Regions from separate parts of the Mus musculus genome. Here regions 1 and 2 are each linked to region 3. A link is a loop called in an ENCODE intact Hi-C map of the cell type or tissue named here. Cell type or tissue: gastrocnemius. All regions are shown on one strand. Region 1 has its middle 9.9 kb from the start of Gm42294. Region 2 has its middle 36 kb from the start of 8030451A03Rik. Region 3 overlaps Tnfsf8 (tumor necrosis factor (ligand) superfamily, member 8).

Evidence for each region. Peaks named below come from ENCODE experiments on the same cell type or tissue, not always from the same donor. Only the 100,000 strongest peaks of a DNase experiment are listed, where the experiment ranks them.
Region 1: a loop joins it to region 3, with 7 times the contacts of the local background. A loop is called at or near these places in 25 of 42 quality-filtered maps.
Region 2: it touches region 3 in a loop (2.3-fold over the local background); 7 of 42 quality-filtered maps call a loop at or near these places.

The regions. Positions count from the first base shown.
Region 1 is chr4:63,682,473-63,690,472 of GRCm38, forward strand. No RefSeq gene overlaps it. Among named protein-coding and RNA genes, the nearest start is that of Gm42294, 9.9 kb to the right of the region's middle. In gastrocnemius, a CTCF peak has its summit at 3,880 (motif pointing right); DNase peaks (open chromatin) are centred at 1,443 and 3,889.
Region 2 is chr4:63,944,695-63,952,694 of GRCm38, forward strand. No RefSeq gene overlaps it. Among named protein-coding and RNA genes, the nearest start is that of 8030451A03Rik, 36 kb to the right of the region's middle. In gastrocnemius, a CTCF peak has its summit at 3,561 (motif pointing left); DNase peaks (open chromatin) are centred at 3,564 and 3,785; H3K4me3 peaks cover 285 bases.
Region 3 is chr4:63,840,817-63,848,816 of GRCm38, forward strand. All of the region lies in intron 2 of Tnfsf8 (tumor necrosis factor (ligand) superfamily, member 8), which reads right to left. Among named protein-coding and RNA genes, the nearest start is that of Tnfsf8, 16 kb to the right of the region's middle. In gastrocnemius, a CTCF peak has its summit at 3,305; DNase peaks (open chromatin) are centred at 3,300 and 6,283.

The DNA of each region.
Region 1 (8,000 bases), 160 kb before region 3:
GGCTTTTGACCCTGGAGAGTACATCACACGTCAGAAACTAAGTTTCTGCCGCTTTGGAAGATGGAAAAATACAAATCTCTCACTTGTCCTGAGTGCCATCCCAGCATCCCTGTGTCCTGGGATGTTATGGTCTACACCCTCTGTCACCTGACCTGAAGCCCTGATTACTTTCTTCCTGTAATTAAGTTTACAGCTTTTGCTCTTAGGCCTTTACTATACCATTTTAAAGTTGGTAACTGAGTTATGAAATTGATTTACAATTCATACAGGGAAGAAAAACTGCCTAAGAAAACAACAGTCCAGGACCAAGAGTAAGGAAATCAGATGTCAAGTTCAATGATATTATGTAACACTACTATATGTAATATATGTATATATATACGTATACATATACATATACATACATATAATATATAACATATATATATGTATGTATGTATCTGTAAATGTACATACATTGATCCCAATACTTTGTATCGATCCATGTGCTACTTCTTATTTTGTGCCTTCACCACTTACACTGGAAACCACTGTGTTAAAATCTAAAAGCAAATCCACAAACAAACAAACATCAGATGTGGAGGCATACACCTGGAATCCCAGCTTTCATATGTGAGGGAGAACTAAGAAGATTCTTGCTCAAGTTCAAGGCTAGGTCTATGTAGCAAGTTCCAGGCTAGCCAGGGATACCCAGCAGGACTCTGTCTCAAAAACATGAAACAGCCGTTCTTCCTTCTCTTCGCGCCCCACAAGCAACTTCCGACTTATGGAGCTTGCCTTTGACCTTCATCACAGCGGTGTGCTTACACAACCATTTTGTAAGTTCCTTTCCACCCGCACTCCTAGGGTTTATTCCTGTTGCTATAGTTATATTTCATTTCCTCTGCCAAACGGTAGTCCACTGTGTAAATGTCGCACGGTGTGTGTTTAGTGTCTGGTAGTAGGCGCTTAGTTTCTCTGTGTATTCTCGACAATATTACTTAGGCTATTCTCACATACACTCCTCTGGGAAGCAGCTGTGACTCTTGCTAACGTTTTTAAAACTGTAAGGAAGGTGCACACGTGTAATGTGTGGTTGAAAACATTCTGCTTGCTTCGAATTAAACAAGTGAATTGTTTTCTTGGTACGGAACAATTAAACCTTAGGGCATTCCAGAAGGCTAATATTTCATTGTACAAAATAACAAGTTCCTGCAATTAATTTCTTAAAATAAAGGTGTCCTGGGAATCTTTAACTCTGCAGCTTTCATTGAACTGTTTTTAAAAATTCTTATTTAGGTTTCATAATCTTAGAGAGTTTGTATCCTGGCTTCTTAACCAGACAAGAAGCTATGTGGGGATGTAGAAAACATAAGGACGTATCCCTTCCATTAATGGGGAAGAAATGGAGACTCAGCAACATTAAGAAATCTGAACAACAGAACTGGGCATCGATCCAAAGCCAACTCATGTCTCCCCATCTGGTGCTGAGGGCATGGTTGGTACCCTCCTCTCCTTGGTCTGCTCCTACCCTTGCTGCTGTGGATGGCATAGGAGGAAAGGAAATCTGCATTCAAGAGGCTGACTCTCCAAGAATCGCTACTATTTCTTCGCATGTGTGCGTGCTCATGTATGTGTGTTTCTGTGAGTTCCTATGAAGATCGGAGGTCTGTCAGACCTGGGATTTACCCAGGTGCATTCCACCTTGATATGGGAGGCAACATCTCAATGGCTTGGATCTTTTCAAGTACAACAGGTCATCTGGCTAGTGGGCCTCAGTTTTCCACCTGTTTCCACATTCCTCACAGTGGGATTAAAAGCCCACTAAACACCATGGGCCACTCTGCTAGGAGTCTGAGTTTATTTTTTGTATCAATCCATGCAATGTGGATCTTGCTATCTGTATTTCCCAAGTTAAGGAGAATGAAGCTGAGAACAAGTGATTCTAAAGCAAAGCTCAGTACTCCTGTCACACCCTATTCTATCGCAGAGCTCAGTACTCCTGTTACACCCTATTCTATCGCAGAGCTCAGTACTCCAGTCACACCCTATTCTATCGCAGAGCTCAGTACTCCAGTCATACCCTATTCTATCACAGAGTTCAGTACTCCAGTCACACCCTATTCTATCGCAGAGCTCAGTAGTCCAGTCACACCCTATTCTAACTTCCCTACTCCTCACAAATTAGCCTGTTTTCTTCACTCCAGAGTGAAGAGACAGCAAACCTGGCCCTGATAAGTGCTGCCTTCCACTGGACTTTGATGGAGCACGCACATCTTTGTTGTTGGAAGCAGAGCGATGACATCAATGGCTGCAATAACCATAAAGTTTTGACTGATGTGCATTTGTGAGGACACAGCCCTGGACTCACACTCACACTGAGCCCTCTGTGATCTTTTTTTTTTTTTTTTTTTTAACTCTCTGGCTGGACTATAAGAAGTGTATTCACGCGGCATTTGAAAGAGAGAAGGGAGGGGCATGTGGGAGGGTTGGAAGGAGGAAAGGGAAGAGAGAAATGTTTTAGTTATAATATAATCTCATAAACAGAAAAAAAGAATGGGGTATGTGCAGTTGAGTGGGCTTGAGTTCAAATATTCATGAGTGTGACCTTGAATGGATTACTTAAGTTCCTCAGCCTCAAGTTATTTCACTTGCAAACTGGGGACAGTGAGGAGAGCCTTCCTCACAGGGTTCTTATGACCGTTAACCCGTGCAAACCTCTTCAAAGAGCACTACTGTAAATACTCAGTATTAGCTACTGGTGTTGTTGAGTGCCTGCTAACAGAGTAGATCATTGAAGCAGGCCAACATCCAGGCTCCTGTCGAGGATGAATGATTCTGTGACCCATCACAGAGGGGAGGGGAGTAAATGACACGAACATGGTGTTCTCATGGAGTCAATTAGACTCTTACAATAACCCTGCAAAGCTGACCGAGTCTACTAGATGCCCCATTATCTAGAAAGCTACGTCTGGTGACCAACTCAAGATCCTCCCTTCTTTTTTCCCTTCCTCCCTCTCTTTGTTGCTATGGAAAACAGATTTGTATATATTTGTGGCCCTGATGTCTCAGTGTCTGTGAACATTGTAATATATTAACTCAGGTTGAACAAACACACAGATGACTTTACATCCCCCTCACCCCATGTTTTTTCCTGAGGACAGAGCTTACCGTCTGCCATGTGGGATGTATTCTTTCCTATGATTTCCGTTTGAAGAGACCAGATATTAAAAAAAAAATCAAAAGGAGCACTCTGTCCCTATTGTAAAGACCCACCACATTTCCCATCTCTCTGACTTTAATTAATATGGCAAAATGGGACTGTCAGATGTCTTAAGTAAACTTTGTTCCAATTGATGTAGTTCACTTGTGCATGAAGGGGATTTGCTTTGAAACCCTTTGGACTTATCTTCAAGGGCAGAGATCGATGTGTGAATTCAAGGATCTTTCTCTAGTTCCTGGGGAAGTTGGGCACTCTGTTATTCCTTTCTCTGAGAACTCTCCAGTTATGCTTGGGACTGCATCCATGTTTCCAAGAAGTTGCCATAGTTATAGCAGTTTGTTAGTATGAAAACCACAACACTAACACAGTACATTCTGCTGAGAAGAAGGGTTACTTTTTTGCCAGTTACAACTGGGTGGGGAATTACCCGGTTTTGGCTGGAATTTAGCTCCAGTGCTATGGCTGATAGTGTCCTTGAGCTGTATCAAGGAGTCAGGAGCATGTGAGCAGGACCCCACAGTGAGGGGAAGGTTTGGTGTTCTATGTGGAGGGGTTCATGAGACTGAGATCTGGCCCTGGCTCTAACATTTGTTCTTGGTGTGACCTTGGTCATGGACCTCTCTTTTAGACTGTTTCTGTGTCTCAGGTCAATGAAGTTGTTAGAGAGCTTGTCCAGCAGAGGGTGATATTCCTCCTATTTTGGCTGGGCCCTACTCTGAGAAGCCAGATCACTTACTGCCCTGGGGGAGGAATCCATGATCTAGTCCCTGGTGGAGCTAGATCCCATGTGGGTTTTTAGATTTGTAGCTGGCCAGAGTTCTGCACAATATTGTTGTTGTTGTTGTTAAACCTCACATCATCTTCTAGGTTGTGTATTAGCCTTCCATTTCCCAGGCCAGGGAATTGTCGGGTTCCAAAGCAACTCAGGTCAATTGGCTAGCCATGGTGCCTGTTAGCATACCACAAAGCAGATGCTGGCCCCCAGGATCACCCATTACCTGTGGCTTCTCTTAGCTCTCCTTGCTCTGTTTAGTACCCTGAACCTCTCCAACCCATAGACTCCCCTTCCCTTCTCAAGCTTTCTCCCTTATATAACCCTGGCATTTCAGCCACAGGTTCCATTGGTTCTGTTGTCCTTGGTCTTCTTTTCTTGTTCTCTGCCCTCCCCTCCTAGACCCCATGGCCTGGTCCAATCTGCTGGCCATGTTTTCTGTCTACTGCTTTCTCTCCGTGCTCTGGACTCTTGCAGGTGCCTCTGGCTGTACTCTTCCTCACATCTACGATAAATACCTTCTCCTCAACCATACCTTGGAGCAGCCATATCTTCATTTCGCCCTTGAAGCACCTTGGGGAATTGAGAGGACCTGCCTAGGATCCTGCTGGGCCTTTTTCCCATGGACTGCATCAGGTAGCCATTGTTTGTAAAGAGCTTCTGTTGACCATAGAAGATCCTTGACACATATACTGAGGAGGGCAGAACATGAAATCCTATTAGAGTTCAGGGGGAGCCTCACTGTGTAGCTCCATACAATCTCCTTTCCCATAAAGCTTTCCTTTTTTTTAGTGAAGGGTCTGTGAAATGTGACCTCAGGAAGGACAGCAATGGCCCCACGTTGCAGACAGTGGAATCCACTCTAACTTACCTAAGTAGCAAATGGGAATTTTTAGAGGATATCAGGAAACTCTCAGAATCTCCAGAGGAGCCAGAGGAGAAAATTTGAAATGGTGTAGCCATAAATAGTGCCCAGCCACGCTGTGGGGGCTTTTCTGGAAAAAAATCACCACTTACACAACTTCTCAGTAATTGGGATTTTGACACTGTCCACCCCATGGAAGCTAAGACTGAGTGAGGCCTTCTGTGTGGAGGGGTCCGGCTGGACACGTAGCTTGATTCAAATCTCCCTGTGGATCGACTTTACAGCGAAGGAATGCAGGCTGCGAGAGAGTGTAAGGTTTGCTCAGTTAAACCTCGCTGACTTCCAGGGTTGAGTGTGAGGACTTCCAGCTGGAGCTAGGAGTTGCCCTGAGTCATTAAAGGGCATTTTCTAAGAGAGGAGCAGCACCGCTGGCTTCTCTTTTTAATCCTCTTAAATATAGTACTTTGGAAGGAACACAGCCGAAGGAATATTAATTTCTTGTTTCATTTTGTTGGTGCTGGGGACTGAGGCTAGGTTGTCACTCCTGCTAGGAAAGTGTCTGCAACCGAGCAGTTCCCAGCTCTTACAATTTTTTGTCTTTCTTTAAGTTTGAGATGGCTTTGCTAAGTTGCTTGGGCAACTTAAGCCTTCAACCTACTGTTCTCTCGCTTCATCCCTCCAAATAGCAGGGTGTGCAGGCCTGGACCACTGGAGCCAGGTGCATTCTTATTTCACGCTTATTTTATTGTCTTAAGCTTCTGCTCCTCTGGTGAGCCCTGAAGGGGAGCAATTCCCACTCGATGCTCTGGGGCATTTCCTTGATCTAAAAACAAAATATTCCTGGACTCTGGAGATATCGTATCATAGACTCACTCAGTCTTTTCAAGTCATCAACCAGGAAATAGTCTCAAGACATTTTTTTTGTTGTTGTTGTTCAAAGTCAAACAAAAAAAGTAAGAGCTGCATTTAACAAATGTTGACGGCGTCTTTGTATTCATGATACTAGGTGAAAGGCAGAGATGTTCTTAGTTGCCATGGAGTTTCATATAAACAAAAGGAACATTTACTAACCGTAAAGTCATTTGGAAAAAAAATACTTTAAGACAGTTTTCTTTTCTTAAAAAAATTAACTTAAAAATTAATTCTTTGAGAATTTTCTCCTTGTATGCCATGAACTAGATTGATTCCATGTTTCTTTTCCAGCTTCTTCTGGAATCCCCACAACACATCTCCCAAATGCGTGTCTTTTTTTTTTTTCATGTTTTTAAACAACCCACTAAGTCCAGTTAGTACTGTCCATACTTGGATGAATGTGTGGCCATCCACTGGAGAATGGGTAACTTAATAGTGCCCATACCCTCAAAGAATGATGGTTCTCCCTCCCTTGGCATCTATCAATTGCCAATACTTCCTGGGGAATAGGTGGGGTCACAGGACTCTCCCAAGCTTCACCTTAGTCTATTTTGTCAGAATTTTGGCTGGGTTGATTTTGTGTAGGTATTGTGCAGATAACTACCACTACTGTGAGTTCGTGAATATAATAGTCATGTTGTGTCCAGGTGACAGCATTTCAAGCATTCTTACCCATCCTCTGGTTCTTAATGTTCTTTCTGCCCCCTCTTCATGGTATTCTTTGCAAATACGTGGGAGTTTGGGAGGATTGATAAAGATGTCCCATTTAGGGCTGAGAACTCACAATGTCTTATTCTCAGTACATTGACCAGGACCGCATTCATTGTTGTCCCCTGTAAAAAGAAGGTTCTCTCTTAAGGCTGAATACACTCCAGGTCCATGGGTATGAACATAACCATTTAGAAGGAATTTTGACAATAGGATGATTTAGCAAAATGAGAGTAGCTGGTTCTGTCCCAGGGACATCAGCCATGGAATTTTGGCCATGTTTATGTTAACTAGGCATGATATTTCTTCCTGAAGAGAAGGTTTCACATCCACTCAGAACATTGTTGGTTACTCCATAATAATCAGGCCACTATTGCTTCAGCGGGCTCATCTTGCCTGTCAGATCAGTACTATAGCAGGCAGAGTCTAATGCTGGGTAAGACCACTAATGTCTTTTCTCTCCCAGCAGCTTCTAGAACTCATTCTAGCTCTGTGAAAGCTAGCCAGTAGGAAGGAAGTTTGTAGGTTAGTATGAGATTGATTTCTTGAGGTCTTGGAGCCAAAGTATATGGTATCTCCAACATTTGGGGTCTTGCCATGTAGTTATAGCAAACTGCCAAATAGCTTGTGCTGTTTTAGAGCCCACTGGGGTATCCTTGACTAATAGCTCAAAGAGAGGTATAAGATGTTTTTCTTAATTAAATTAAAAAAAAACAACAATGGTAGCTAAACAGGAAAAAGTTTAGCTTTGTTATCAAAAAGTGAAGACTAGCCTTTTTTCTTTCTATCAATTGTAACATTTAAGGAAAAGTGCTGGTGAAGATGTATGAAAGTTTTCAATATCATATGCTTGTCATGTGAGCATCAACCAGCCTTTGTGAAGGAGAGAATTTGCAATGGTTTCAAAACATTCCTACTGAATATCTGCTTCTTAGATATCTGCGTATTGAATATATATAGTAAGGATCCCAGTTTGACTTGATGTAAATACTCAAATTTAGAGATAGCCATGCATGACAGAAAACTCTGACACAAAAGTCAATATATATGCATCATTTTCCTCTGTAGAAAAGAAATCTGGGGTAGCCTTTGAGCCGATGTGGAGAAAGCCAGCTTCCCTCAGTCCTTGGTACTGGCCCTCTTAGTGCATGGTCAAGGCAGTGGCTGGAGGAGGTCCAGCCATCATGGTCACTTCTATGTAACAAAGGAAGAACACTTTAAGCCTCGACACGTGCACCTGCAGAAAGCTTCAAAAGAATGCTTTCAGTTGGGCACCCTCCCTACAGCTGTGACAGAAGGAATAGAAGAATAAAGGCTTTGGGGAGGCCTATGGTTCTCTTCAAAAGGAGTTCAGAAAATTATGTGTTCCTTTGTCTGTTATCCCTGTACTTTGTAAATTACCCCTGAAAAAACATTAATCACAGGTATATATGAATGTGAAGGATATAATTTCTAGCACACTGTACATGTCAGCATATAAATAAAGCCATAGCATCACTGTTAAAACCACATCCAGTAGAATGTGACTACTTTGATATTAC
Region 2 (8,000 bases), 100 kb after region 3:
AAGGCTCATGTAACAGAGAAATTTGCCCAAGAATAATTTCTTGTAAAAGTGATTCCAACCCAGGAGACAGAGACATTCGTCATGTCTGGGGCTGACTGCTTTTTTTTTTCTTTCAGTAAGAAGCACATTTGTGGGAATATGGATTAAATCAGAGGTGTTGGGGTTCATCACTTTGTAGGGGTAGCTCCTGTGTATGTGGTCTCTGGGGACGTGCTCTTTCAGAATTCCTTTGTTCTCCAAAGAAGAGTGCTTACATTTCCCAGTGTCTCAAATCTTCATGCTTGTCTCAGTCCATTGCACTTGGGATGCAGGCTAGAGACTGAAAACCTGGAGAGGAAACATCTTCAACACCTTGGAAGCAAGAGAGAACCAAGTCAGAGGCCTAGAAGGGAGATACCGTAGGGCTGGGGGTGAGGGCAGATTGCAGTTCACCTAGTTACCATTAGTACCTGAGGCCCTTGCCATGTCAAGTCAAGGGCTTGCTGCTGCTATGAGAATCTCTTTCTTGGTATGACTTTGGTCTTTCCAAGTCTTCCTCCCTTAGCCTATTTTGTTTTCTTGTGGAATCCATTATTAGATTCTGTTTCTCTCTATCACTCAGCAAGCAAGTCTACTCTGTTTATGACAGAGGTTGTTTTAAAACAAACATCACATCTCTGTTCTTTATCAATGATCATTTTCTCAAGAGGTAGTTTCTATTCTCTCCACTCTCCTGGAGGCCTACATAGACCTCATTCTAAGGATGGCAGATATAATACCTCATCTGTCAACAGAGTGAAAACTTCTTTTCTACAAGGCTTGATGTGACCTCTGAATTCCAAGTATCCTCCGGGCAGTATAAATTGATTTATTAATGAAGAGTTTGTAATGGGGTGCCTATCCATCTAATGGTAGATGTGGCATTGAGGATTCTTTACCCGTGGCGTGCTGCAGTGGTGGGAGTGGATATTTGAGACATGACAGTGGTGGTCCAGTAGACGTGGAAGGGATTCAGTGCTCCTCTCCATCAAAGCACAGTGATGGACATACTCAAGAATCTGCAGTCTGCTCTGAGGTCTCATCAGTCACATGGAGTGGAAGGCACCTAATGCGCTTCACTCGGGTTTTTGGATTGACACATCTGTCCACACCTGGATCTCCTGCTCATCTGAAAGGCACCCAGTGGAGCATGGTCCTCAGCCTCTTTGAAGTTGGCTCTACTCTCTTTCTGACTCTGAGGCTCTTTTCGTACACTGAGGGCCTCTTCTTCTTCTCCTCTGCTAGCTACTTATTAAGTCCTTAGTGAGAAGAAAATCTACAGAGCAAAGACGATGGCTCTGGGGACAACCAAGGCCTCCTTTGGTCCTTTTGAGCAACTCCTGAGCACACAAGAGAGGGAGGCCATGCTGGAGCTGCCCCCAGCATGCCTGGGAAACTCCCCTCTCCTTTCCTTCATGCTCTTAAGGACCTTCAGCATCAGTGATGCTTTGAGAGGTCAGTGGATGTGCCTTCTCTCCCTCTGATTCTTAAGAAATGTTCCTTCCCTGCTCTGAAACTGGGAGGGTGCTCCTGAGGAACCCTGTGAATACAGAGTCCTGGGAGAAGTACTTTTCCTTTGGTTAGGCGTGTAGTGTACTCTGTCTTTAAAAAACACTGAAATTCATAGTATTTGCCCCTCACCTCAACCCAAGTTTTCTGCTAAGTTCACTGGAGGACAATCTAATTCTCTGGATAAAAGTCTATTTCTACATGCCCTCATAGAGCAATTCTGTGACTGTTTCTCTAAACCACACTCTTCTATTCTCTTTTGTTAAGCTCATGGCAAGGGCAAGCATGATCTGAAATCAGATCCATGATGATTATAGGTGTGGCATCAAGATCACTTTCTGTTTATTTCAGCTGTACAATGATGAACAGGAGTTACGGGATACTGTCAGCACTCTGTTAGGAATCCTGGGCGTTCCTAATATTGATGATTGATGCTGTTACGGTTTGTGCAAGTGGAGCACAAACTCCATTAGTAAGTGGAGCTAATGAGACTGCTGAGCCCTCCTCCCTGGTCTGCTTATGTGTTCAGTGAACAAATAAGTAGTAGCTAGGAAATGCTAGGATGGCTTTGTTCTTGGTGCCGAAGACGAGGTAAAGAAAACATGGTCAGAAACTGATTTCCAGAGACAATACACAGGAATAAGCAAAAGGGTAGAAGTGCATGCTGTAGAAGAAAAGGAGTGTTGGGGATGGTGTGTGTGTGTGTGTGTGTGTGTGTGTGTGTGTGTGTGTGTGTGTGTGTGTGAGAGGGAGAGAGAGAGAGAGAGAGAGAGAGAGAGAGAGAGAGACAGACAGACAGACAGACAGACAGACAGACACAGAGACACAGAGATGGAGAGAGAGGTGGGGGGAGGGTTATGGAGGAAATATCTCAGGGAGATAATGGTGCTGGAATACAACTCAAAGTTAAAATAAGCCATACCTGTGCCAAGGGAAGAACATTTTTTGATTGAGGGTTGGGGCTCAAGATAGAGTCTCTCTATGTAGCCCTGTTTGTTCTAGAACTTACTCTGTAGACCAGGCTAGTATCAAAATCACAGAGATCTGCATGCCTCTGCTTTCCAAGTGCTGGGATTAAAGGTCTGTGCCACCACTGTCTGCCTGGAAAAACCATTTTTGATCAAGGACTTCCAGTGGCCATGCCTCCTGAGTGGCTTAGTGGGAGGCCAGTCCCCCAGAGCATCATAGGACAGAGAGGTAGGCATCTTCAAGGCCACTGTTATGTTGAGTTTTTCTTTGAACCAGAAGACAAGTGTCAGGATTTGAGCCACAGAGCAGCACAATATGATTGAAGAGAACACGTTATAGTGCTTTTGGATGGAGACTGGCTCCAGGAAGCAGGTGCTAAGGTGCTCTTGACTTTATGCCAATTGCTGCTCATGTTAATAAAGATGATGTGCAAGAGCCAATATCTAAACAGGGCTTGATAGAGAGAAAGCCAACAGCACTAGGCATAGTGAGAGCCATGGGGAGAAGTTGGTCCCACATTTCCCCACCTGTCTCCATGCTGGGAATCAAAATGAGTAAAGAGGACTAGAAGTATCACTGGTAAAAGGTTAGAGATAGACCAGGACAATGGGGGATATTACAGGTTGTCTTTATAACCAGCAAGAGGGGATGAGCAAACAGATGGAAACCAGAAATGGGCTTAGGGTACAAAGGAGCCAGTTGCTCAGCAAGTTGTAGAGGAGGCTGTTTATTACCAGGGCCCATGTCAAATCAGAATGGTAGTTGGTCACTGGGACAGAAACACCTCCTTGCTTGCAATGTTCCTGTCCCCACCCTAGGATAAAAAGCAGATAAGGAATTAGGAAAGAATTGATGGCCAATCAGGCTTCTTATAAGTCGCTAGGAAGTATTGGAGACTCCCATGGAGAAGGTTAATGCGAAGGGGAAGAAATTGTTTTCTCAGAGGTATCGGCAAATCACCAGTCTAGTCCTCTTGCCAAGAACCCCAATAACATCAACCATCTCTATTAGGAACACCCGGGGTCATTGCCCTCCTAAGATGGGAGGAGGCTGCCACCTGCTGGTTCTTTTAAGTACCTACCCAAGACATTTGCCTTATCTTTCGATTTGAGGGCGAGAAACCTGTGTGGAGAGTTGTCTCTACAATCACTGCTCATCATCCTCACCCCGCCCCTTGCCATTAAGATAGTCATTCTTAAATTTCATTTTATAAGATATTCAGAAATATTAGGTGGGTATTCCAAAATGACTTGGCAATAGGAGAGCGTGAGATACAAACCAGGCTGTCCACACGACTATCAGCGTTTTACAGAGGGCGCCACAGTACCAGCTTGTGCTGGTTTTGCAGCCTGTGAACTGAGATGAGGGAATAGGTACATGGGAGGTGTTCTGAGCATTCAGAACCGTAGAGTGGGATAAAGGAATATAGCTATCTTTTGTGAGGCTAGGCCAGTGCCTGGCAAACACAGAAGTGGATGCTCACAGTCAGCTATTGGATGAAACACAGGGCCCTCAATGGAGGAGCTAGAGAAAGCACCCAAGGAGCTGAAGGGATCTGCAACCCTATAGGTGGAACAACATTATGAAGTAACCAGTACCCCGGAGCTCGTGTCTCTAGCTGCATATGTAGCTGCATATGTATCCTAGTCGACCATCACTGGAAAGAGAGGCCCCTTGGTCTTGCAAACTTTATATGCCCCAGTACAGGGGAATGCCAAGGCCAAGAAGTGGGAGTGGGTGGGTAGGGGAGTGGGGGTACATGTAGGGTATAGGGTACTTTCGGGATAGTATTTGAAATGTAAATGAAGTAAATACCTAATAAAAAATTGGAAGAAAAACAATGTACGGGCTTTCTCCAAGGTACCCAGGCCAGAGGAGTCTGTAAGCATCATAGACTCTGGCACTTAGGGCCTAAGTGAACTTGGAGGAAGGCATTTCACTGTTGAGAAACTCATCTTTCCAACCTGTCGTGGCAAATGTGGCATGTGTCTATGGGAGCTTCTTAGTTTGGACTCCCCCACTGTACCCTGTGAGTATTTTCTGTGAATTATTAAGCTTTTCTTTCTGGTCCTGGTAGGACTGGGGCAAATCCCAAATGAGCCTCACTTGTCTTCTTTTCTAGAGACTGGATACATCTGTGGGCTTCTTGGGGTGGTAGGAGGACCAGGAAAGAGATGCTGGTACCAGACACCAACACAAAGCCTGCCTGCCAGCACACACTGGCATCCCCAATGCTCCTGAGCTGGAAGGGTATGAATGGGTGAGATACACACCTTTCTAGTGAACAATTACACTTCTTAGAGAGCAAGGCTAACTATGCCAGGCCTGGGAGCAGTGTCTTCAGTAACTCTCAGCCATAGTCTGTGGAGTCACCTTCACCTCTGTCCCTTACCCTCTTCACCCCTGTCATCCAGCACAGGTCTCACCTTGACCTCACTACTAGGCCTCTTACTCAGCACAGTCACCAAGAAAGGGTTCCTTATCTATCCTAGAAGTGAAGATTCTGACACTCAGGACCCTCCTGTCACCCTGTTCCCAGGTGAATGAAGCCTCTTTTCAGCTTCTCACATCCCTCATTGGGCTGCCCTAATAGACACGAACAGCCGAGTTCAGAAAAATAAATCTCAGGTGATTATCATAAGCAGCTTGGAATAGGGGTAAGGTGTGGAGGAGCTCTCTGTGGTCCCAAACCTATGAGCGCTACCTGTAGACCTCACACAACCCCATGTTGAATCTGCACATCCAGCCAGAGCTCAGCTTCCTTCTCATGGACCCCCGAAGCATCCTGTATGCTCTCCTCCATCCTATCTCCAGCCCACTTCCACGCAGCACCACCACATGGTTTGAGGGAAAAGGGTCTGAACGTAATACTCCCCTTCCAGCAATTCTACATTGAAGTCAGGAATCCCTTTTCTGGACCAGCGAGGGCTGTGTGACGGGTCTTGTTGCTCCGTGTAGCCTTATGTGCTCTGTGTCTATGATGGCTCACTTCCATTGTCAGCTTGGCTGGGTTAGGAAATCCATTAGGGATTAATGAGGCGCACCCTTAGATGTGTCTGCTCGGGTGTTTCCAGAGAGGATCAAGGGAAGGAGTGAAAGGTATCCTGACAGTATATAGCTCCACCCTACGGGCTGGAATCCTGCCCTGGATCAAGTCAAAACAAGGAGAGAACAAACTGAAAACCTACCTTCCTGTCTCCTGTGGATGCGCTGTGATCTGTTGATTTCTAGCTACTGTTGCACTCGGTCCCATAGCTTCCCCAGCTACCGTGGAGGACCATGATCCCAATCTATCAGACAAAATAACCCAACCTTTCCTTTTTTTAAAAAAATTTTTTTTTAATTGGGTATTTATTTCATTTACATTTCCAATGCTATCCCAAAAGTCCCCCAATGCTTCCCTACCCACTCCACCACCCACCCACTCCCACTTCTTGGCCCTGGCATTCCCCTGTACTGAGACATATAAAGTTTGCACGACCAATGGGCCTCTCTTTCCACTGATGGCCGACTAGGCCATCTTCTGATTCATATGCAGCTAGAGACACACGCTCGGGGTGGGGGTGGGGGTGGGGTATTGGTTAGTTCATATTATTGTTCCACGTATAGGGTTGCAGATCCCTTCAGCTCCTTGGGTACTTTCTCTAGCTCCTCCATTAGGGGCCCTGTGATCCATCCAATAGCTGACTGTGAGCATCCACTTCTGTGTTTGCCAGGCCCAGGCATAGTCTCAAGAGACAGCCATATCTGGGTACTTTCAGCAAAATCTTGCTAGTGTATGCAATGGTGTCAGCATTTGGAAGCTGATTATGGGATGAATCCCCAGATATGGCAGTCTCTAGATGGTCCATCCTTTTATCACAGTTCCAAACTTTGTCTCTGTAACTCCTTCCATGGGTGTTTTGTTCCCAATTCTAAGAAGGGGCAAAATGTCCACACTTTGGTCTTCGTTCTTCTTGAGTTTCATGCGTTTAGCAAATTGTATCTTATAACTTGAGTATTCTAAGATTCTGGGCTAATATCCACTTATCAGTGAGTACATATAGTACGAGTTCTTTTGTGATTGGGTTACCTCACTCAGGATGATGCCCTCCAGGTCCATCCATTTGCCTAGGAATTTCATAAATTCATTCTTTTTAATAGCTGAGTAGTACTCCATTGTGTAAAGGTACCACATTTTCTGTATCCATTCCTCTGTTGAGGGGCATCTGGGTTCTTTCCAGCTTCTGGCTATTATAAACAAGGCTGATATGAACATAGTGGAGCATGTGTCCTTTTTACCGGTTGGAACATCTTCTGGATGTATGCCCAGGAGAGGTATTGCGGGATCCTCCGGTAGTACTATATCCAATTTTCTGAGGAACCGCCAGACTGATTTCCAGAGTGGTTGTACAAGCTTGCAATCCCACCAACAATGGAGGAGTGTTCCTCTTTCTCCACATCCTTGCCAGCATCTGCTGTCACCTGAATTTTTGATCTTAGCCATTCTGACTAGTGTGAGGTGGAATCTCAGGGTTGTTTTGATTTGCATTTCCCTGATGATTAAGGATGTTGAACATTTTTTTCAGGTGCTTCTCAGCCATTCAGTATTCCTCAGGTGAGAATTCTTTGTTTAGCTCTGAACCCCATTTTTTAATGGGGCTATTTGATTTTCTGGAGTGCACCTTCTTGAGTTCTTTATATATATTGGATATTAGTCCCCTGATTTAGGATAGGTAAAGATCCTTTCCCAATCTGTTGGTGGCCTTTTTGTATTATTGACAGTGTCTTTTGCTTTGCAGAAGCTTTGCAATTTTATGAGGTCCCATTTGTAGATTCTTGGTTGTACAGCACAAGCCATTGCTGTTCTATTGAGGAATTTTTCCCCTGTACCCATATCTTCAAGGTTTTTCCCCACTTTCTCCTCTATAAGTTTCAGTGTCTCTGGTTTTATGTGGAGTTCCTTAATCCACTTAGATTTGACCTTAGTACAAGGAGATAGGAATGGATCAATTCGCATTCTTCTACATAACTGCCAGTTGTGCCAGCACCATTTGTTGAAAATTCTGTCTTTTTTCCACTGGATGGTTTTTGCTCCCTTGTCAAAGATCAAGTGACCAAAGGTGTGTGGGTTCATTTCTGGGTCTTCAATTCTATTCCATTGGTCTACTTGTCTGTCACTATACCAGTACCATGCAGTTTTTATCACAATTGCTCTGTAGTACAGCTTTAGGTCAGGCATGGTGATTCCACCAGAGGTTCTTTTATCCTTGAGAAGAATTTTGCTATCCTAGGTTTTTTGTTATTCCAGATGAATTTGCAGATTGCTCTTTCTAATTCGTTGAAGAATTGAGTTGGAATTTGGATGGGGATTGCATTGAATCTGTAGATTGCTTTTGGCAAGATAGCCATTATTACAATGTTGATCCTGCCAATCCATGAGCATGGAAGATCTTTCCATCTTCTGAGATCTTCTTTAATTTCTTTCTTCAGAGACTTGAAGTTCTTATCATACAGATCCTTCA
Region 3 (8,000 bases):
ATCATCTAAGCAGTGTTCTTGTGAGGCTTGTTGCTGCCCTGCACATACTCGTGGATGTGTATAACCAGAAATTTGATCCCAAAGTGTAATAGTCTAAGGAAGTGTGACTGTTGTCCAATCTCATCTTTGGGACTGTAGAACATCAACCAAAAGAAACCAGAGAGATGCAAATCGGACTCTCTTTGCTGTGAATCACTTTCTAATTTATGTTCCCTACAGCTCTGATGGGCTTTTGACTCCTCCCAATCTCTCCAGTATCAGCCCATACCCTCCCTCATTTTATTCTGTGTCTTAATAGTAATAAATGTCATCACCACTACCACCATCATAACTAATGTTGACTATTTCTGTAATGTTTTACTGAGCATGCTACAGCCATGATTTCATTTTTACATTTTTTTACAAGCATCCCATAAGAGATTTAATTTTTACAATCATCCCATGAGAGATAGTTTACAGTTATCTCTGTTATTTACATTAGAAACTATAGGTTTTAAAAGTTTAACTGGAGGGTGGGCAAAGATGGAGCAGAGACTGAAGAAATGGCCAAACAATAACGGCCCAACTTGAGACCTATCCCTTGGGTAAACACTAATCTCTGACACTATTACGGATGCCATGTTGTGCTTGCAGACAGGAGTCTAGCATAACTGTCCTCTGAGATGCTCTACCCGGCAGCTGACTGAAACAGATGCAGATGCCGTATGAAGTATGAAGCAGAGGACTGCTTTGTATTGCCTCAGCAGGAGAGGATGTGCATAATTAATCCTGCAGGGACTTGATATTCCAGGGTGGGAGGGGATATATGGGTGAGGAGTGGGGGAGCATCCTCCTAGAGGAGAAGGGGAGGGGAAATGGGAAGAAGGACTCTGTGAGGGAGGAATGGGATGAGGGTGCAGCAGTTGGAATATAAATAAATAAATAGATGAATAAGAAAGGGTTAACTGGCTTGTTCTCAGCCACACATCTAGTTGCTAGTAGGGTGGAGATCAAAACTCAGTCAGTGTGACTCTAATGCCCAAACGGATTTCCCCCCACTCTACACAAGTTTGGAGACGTGCAGCTCCAGTACACAACTACATGGATATGCTTCCACCTGCATACCTCTGGTTCCTGTCAAGTGGAATGCCCTGCCTCTATCAAGCCAGTTGTCCTTTAAAACACATCCTGGCAGAGACTACTGTTTAGTCTCTCCTACTGATCAGCCAAGAAGATGCATTTGCTGAGTGGAGTCAACTAGACCATCTCTCTTATTTCCTTCTGTAGCTCTGGCTGGACCAGTGCTAAGGGCATCAGTGTAGTGAGAAGGAGTGCTTGCTTTTTCCCCTGGCAGGGAGAATATTGGCCTGACTCTCACAGATTCTAAGTTAGGTGGAAAAGTAGGATTCATGCCCTGGATCAAAGCCAGGATGTCACATCAAAAACAGGCTCTATCTCTCTAGTCCTAAGGTCCCTCTGTATCAGGTGGCTTGTGGTGATATCTGCCAGAGCTGAGCATCTACAGATGGTGGCAGAAGTACAAGCCCAGGCTTGTCTCTCACACATGCAGGCGTTTTTTTCTTCTGTTTTTCCCCTTTGGTCTTCATGTGTACAGTGGGGTGACCTCAGCTGTAATTCTGAGAAACCCAATGATGGAAAAAGTCTACCTTATTTTGAAGCATTTGCATTTCCTGAAGTCAAATGGCAGGCATACTGTAGTTTTTCTTCAAGAATTGATTAGATAGTTTCATGCTTAAGACTAAGCACAGGCTTCTCCTTCTAAGAATGCCATTGCTGGAGTTGGTTCAAGGAGGGGCTGGGTATTGAGAGATTGACACTGTTGAGCTGGAAGAAGACCTTGGAGAAGGGTGCCATCTCTGTTACTTCACTTTTGGAGGTGTCAGCAAAAGAAGAGTGAAGGATGCGTGGTGGGGTTCAAACCCCAAGAGTCTTAGTGGCTTCTGAAGGCTTAAAATGCTCTCAGCTGACAACTAACACCACTCTGATCTCCTTTTCCTCACATGGTTTCCGGGGCAGACATATAAGAAGGACACCCAAGTTATAACCCAAGTCACAGAGATGGGAGCTTGAATATTTGGCCAGTCAGTGCTGTTCAAAAAGTGGGCTGGCCGCTTTGAAAGTCACAGGGATCTTGCTAAGACCTAGACAATATTTTGTGGGGTACCAGTCATGCAACTCAAGTCTCATCAGCTTGTGAACCCATGATAAGATAGTCTATTGTGGATATGAAGACTTGTATAGGTGCCCCAGGCAGTAGGAATCTTGCTGTGGCTCCAGAGATTTGTGGACTGAGCATCTAGACTGTATCTCTGCAATCTGTCTCCTCAGTGCCTGAGTCTGGAGGGGTTTATTCTGAGAGAAGAGGCTTAGTTGATGTTTGGATGTTGGGAGTCTGGAATATTCTCTTTCAGATTTTAGCGTTCCTATTTAGATGGGGAACATTGTTGACTGAGATGTAGAAATGCCTTTCTAGATCATTCTAGAGCAGTGAGGGTTAAAGGGAGGAGAGATGAGTCTGTAGCCATTACACACACCCGGGACTGAAGCCTCAGGAGACAGCTGGAGGACGTTGCTGGGAAAGCAGCTTCAGGGTGCCTTCCTGATCCTGAGTCTGGGAGAGTGCCCGGGTCAAGTCACAGGTCAGGGAAATGGGGCTTTCGAGTCAGATGATTTGTGACCTAGTCAACTTCTTCAGAACGACTCCTATAAGGACCGGGCAGATGGTGCTTCTCAGAGAACATGTGGTTCTAGTGAAGGTGTTGGATCCGTCATTTCCTCTCCCAGAACTTCAGCTCCTTACTGTACCAGTGAAGTAAACCCAGTGACACTCAACAGAGATGCGTAGCTAATATGACACACATTAAGATTACAGATGTCTAGTAACAGACACAGCACATGGCTAGCCGTGACTCTGAGAATGTGAGGTCGCTTTTCTTTTTGTCTCTTTTTCTTGTTTTCTTGGGATAGCTCTGTGATGCCATACAGAGAGGATTAGATAACGAGATGCTCATTAAAATGAAACACTGTATTACCTGTGAGAGTAGAGTTTCCCACTTCTGGACACAATTGTTTGAGGCTCTCTGATTTGAAGGGGTGGGGCGGGGAGGGATGAAACACTGTATCGCCTGTGAGAGTAGGTTTTCTCAGTTCTCTACACAATTGTTTGAGACTCTCTGATTTTGTGGGGGAGGGGAGGGTGAAGACCTCTTGGAAATATCTTAATCTTTGAAGAAACAGAAGAAACGTTTTAGTTTCTTCTTCCCTGGAGAATGAATACCCAGGGAAAGTCCCAACAGCGACATCTAGAGGAATCTTCATTCCCAGCCGAATTTGGGATCAATGGGAACTCTTAACCTGGCGGGCATTGTGCAAAGGGTCACTTCACAGACATTCCTTCAAATCTAACCATTTCCTTGATGCTACCAGGCCAAGAATATTTATGATATAGACAGGAATCTCAAGAGAAGTCATATGTAAAAGGGAGACTCTGGATTCACAACGGTCCTTGAAAAAAAAAATCCCTAATAGACAGCATGCTTATTGTTGAACACAGAGAAAACAATGAACAGAAATGGGTTAAAATGAAGTTAGGATCCACATCAATACTGTGAAGGCTTTTGGGAGCTGGAAGTGCTGACCTGTTGTGGTAGTAAGGTAAACACATCTGACTCTAGGGCACTTCATTGCAGGTAATGCATGTTAAAGACTGATGGGCCTGACAGTTGGTGGTGGGGCTGTTTAAGAAACATTGTAAGACTCTTCTAACATTCTAAATGGCCTTTCCTGTGCCACCGCTCATTTGCAGTGCGGAAGCACAGAAGCGCTCTCAGGATATGAGACCCGTGTGAGTCCAAATCCCACCCTGGTTCCCTACTGCTTGTACGGATTACCCCGAGTATGTGAGACTTTCCGAGTTGCTCCTTCTTCCTCAAAGTGAGCGCATCCACCTTAACCGCTTGCAAGAGGATTAAATGGAATAATGGACAACACTGAGCCTATTGCATACCACACAAATAATACCAAATAGTGGCTCCCCTTCTCTGGTCTGGGGCCTGGGTTACCTGCCTGGCACACAGATGTCTCTGGGGCTTGAACAGAGTATAAAAAGGAACCAGTTTGAGGTCTAGTACTATCTACCCTTCTTCCCTCCTCCCCCCTCCTCTCCCTTTATTTCCCTCCTTCTTCCATCCTCTTAAAGTGCAGGATGATAGGCAAGTTGGCATATCCTCTGGAGCTGGAGACTGGGAATTATATCTGGCAATTCTAGCATCAAATGGAAACCTTTTTACCTTCTTTGTGTTCTCTCCTCTCCCCTATACCTCATGTTGTCTCCTGCCTCCTCATTCTTTTTTGGGTATGTATGAAAATTAGGAGTTGTGGCTTTAGAATGCTAGATAGCCTATGCAGGACTCCATTCCACATCATTCAGAATGGCTCACTTCCTGGGTATTTTCCACAGAGAGATTCCTAATTCCTCTTATCTCTGCCTTGAGCAAAAGAAAGTGGGTTTAAGAGCAGGTTTTATTGAGTGTGTTAAGATTGACTGGAGGAACAAATAGGTTCCTTGTGGCAAGTGAAGTATGTGACCGGCTGAAAAGCAATTTATCCCCATGGGAAAGCATCGTATGATGCTGCAAAGGGGACGAAGAAAAATGGAACCCAGGAGTAACAACTGCAGACGTGGATATTCTGGATCCAGCCCCATTCCACTGACAGAGTAAGACTCTGCCAGCCAGTGTTTATTCTTCTGAGGGGAAGGGAGTGTGAGGACAAGGAAGACTGTCATTCCTTGTGCCTTCAGTGTGGCTTCTATATGACAAATGGTCATAGACCATTTGGGTCAGTAAAATACTGGGGAGAAATTAGTCTCCCTGGCTGTACGGTTTTCTCACACTCAGTATTTCTTTATCATATAGCCTGCCTCATTTCACCTCTTTTGATGCCCATTTTTCCCTTTTAGCTTTGGACGGTATGAACATCCTCAGGACATTAAGGACCTCTGGGTACCATGGGCCACATAAGCATTTGCAAGAAAAAAACCAAAGCAAAATAAACAAGTTAAAAAAAAAGCAAAACAAAAAAACAAAACCAAAAACCAAAACCAAAACCAAAAACAGAAACAAAAAACCCAAACCAACAACTTTTTCTAATGACAGGATATGGAATCACTCCAGGTCACATGACCCTCTCAAGCCTGTCCCAAAGCACCAGTGGCCCTCTCTGTCCATCCCAGAACTTGGTGACAGAGTATGCTAGCCTTTGAGAAGTTCCTAGTGGCTGAAATATCTTCAGCTTTACAAAAGAGAACCCCAGACGCCTCCACCACCTGCTGGGAGGCACAGTACTGTACCATTTTGTCCTGACAGCATTTCTGCACATCTTACATCCTTCTGCAGATATTGGTATACAAAGATTTGAGGTTTTGTTGGGCATGGGGCTGGAAAGCTGTGTGACCAGGGGAGCTGGTTCAGAGCAAGAGTGAGGATGAATTGTGTCCAAACCCTGAAAATCTTGTCTTGAGTCAGGCAGGAGTAGGACTGCTTCCTCCTTGCTCTGGGCTTGCACGGCCAGGCAATGTAAGCCTTATGACCCCCCACCTCCACCACCATTGAGGTTGTCACATAGCCTGCTGGCCAGATTATAGGTTAAACTTCATCTCACCCTTATAAGGATATGTCCTACAAGCACCTGGGATTCCTCTTTATGCAAATGAAACATTCCCCAGCACTTGTGCCCCAGCCAAAGATGAACACTCACCCTGCAAGCCCCTACCCATGCCCCAAGGGTTAGATAGTTCTTGTTCTTCCCTAATAAAGAGAGCTGTTTCACTGAAAACTGTCTCTGGAGAAGGCTGTTTCTCCTGATCTCATTCAGTACAAGATCCTGTCTAACCTACCTGCCTTGGCTAAGCTTCATTCCTACCAGTCCAGCCTTGTGAGGAACGGTGCCTGGTGGGGTCTGGAGGGGGAAAAGCAGACCCAGGGCAGTAGTTGAAACTCCTGGGAAATCCAGGTAAAGAGCCCTATAATCTGAGATTTGGACGAATGAGCCCAGTAGTGAGCAACACTAGAGAGTCAAAACTCACTGGAAGCAAAACATTAAAACAAGAAATGACAAGAGGATGCAGGAGCCTTGGTTTTAAGCTGTATGTGGAGGAGGCAGACTGTTTCATGGAAGATGGAAGAGCAAAGTGGACCAGATGGATGCTCTGAGGTCCAGCCAAGTGGGAACATGAAGGTGTATTTTTGGCTTGATTTCATGTTCATGGTGGTTCTCTGCAGGAGGCATGTTACCTCTGTCTGCTAGAGGAGAGAATAAAACCCAGCACGAAGCATACAGGACAGGCTTGCCTCCCAGCCTTCCAGTTTGTCCATGAATTCAACTGAATGGCTAACAAGCCTCAAGCACAGTGGGCCGAGTGCAAGTCAGCCATTGACTGGGTCCTATTCTGGCCAGGAATGACAAGTTTGTGTTAGGGCTCATTACTAACACGGGTGTGGTTTTCTGTGGTTTCCCTGTAGCTAAGGATATCCTGTGCTTAGCATGTGTGCAGAGCCCTGCATCCTAGGCTCTGGTCAGTGCTGGTTTCCTGGTTACAACAGCTGTCATGGTAGCTGCAATCCTTGCAGCTTCTGTCCTTGTGACAAACCTCATGCCATCCCTGGGACTTCCTCCCAGGAACTTCTGGAAAGTAGGTCTGCCCTGCCTGGGATGTCTTGCAACAGTGTTCTCTTTTTCCCTGCCTGCTTCTTTTCCTTTCCCAAAAGGGCAATTTGTTTCTTGTGTTGGCTTAAGATTAGTTTGTTGGTGAAAGAGATTGTGGCTTCAGATTTTCTTCAGACAACTGTCAGGCTATTTCTTTCTCTCTTTCTATATAGGACAAGAGAATTCTAGTCTCAGGAAGTGTCAAAGAGCTCTGCTAGTGTGTGTGCACATACATATTCATGTGTGCATACATGTGAGGTTAGAGGTCAACACAGTATGTCTTCCTCAATTGCTTGCTGTCTTTCTTCCTTTCTTTCTTCCTTCCTTCCTTCCTTCCTTCCTTTCTTTCTTTCTTTCTTTCTTTCTTTCTTTCTTTCTTTCTTTCTTTCTTTCTTTCTTTCTTTCTTTCTTCTTTCTTTCTTTCTTTCTTTCCTTCTCCCTCCCTCCCTCCCTCCCTCCCTCCCTCCCTCCCTCCCTCCCTCCCTCCCTCCCTTCTTTCTTTCTTTCTTTCTTTCTTGTTTTTTTTTTTGGGGTTTTTTTTTTTGTTTGTTTGTTTTTTTGTTTTTTTGAGGCAGGGTTTCTCTGTATCGCCCTGGCTGTCCTGGAACTCACTTTGTAGACCAGGCTGGCCTCGAACTCAGAAATCCGCCTGCCTCTGCCTCCCAAGTGCTGGGATTAAAGGCGTGTACCACCACCGCCCGGCCCTACTGTCTTATTTCTTAAGACAAGGTTTCTTACTGATCCCAGAGCCTTCCAGTTTGGGTAGGCTGCCTGGCCAGTGAGACTCAGAGACCTTCCTGTTTCTGTGTTCTCAATGCTTGTATTATTGGTATATACAACTGCTCCTGCTTTTTATGTGGGTGATGGGGATGTGACTCAGGCTTTCATGCTGCATAGCAAGCATTTACCTGCCTACAGGCTTGTAAAAGAAGCATTCTTTCTAGCTCCAACTTGAATTAATTTAGTATATTTAGTCCAGTGATGTTCAGAGGGGAGAAAAGTTTTCCTAAAGAGACACCAGTTCCTGCTGGTGTGGGAACCAGGTTTTGGCCTCAGATGTTATTTTTCTCCCTCATCCTATTATAGGGCCCCCAATTTGTGGAGTCAAGGTAAGTATGCATGTACATTAAAAGTGGGAGTTAGGGGCCATGCACAGCAGGGTGCTGGCTGAAGTAGGGGCAACAGAGGAAACCTTGGAGTCTCATATTTGCAGGACTCTTTTGTCTTCTGTATAGCCTTTAACAAGTCCCCCTGACTTCCCGGATCTCAGAAACTTACCTGCAAACGGAATGTCA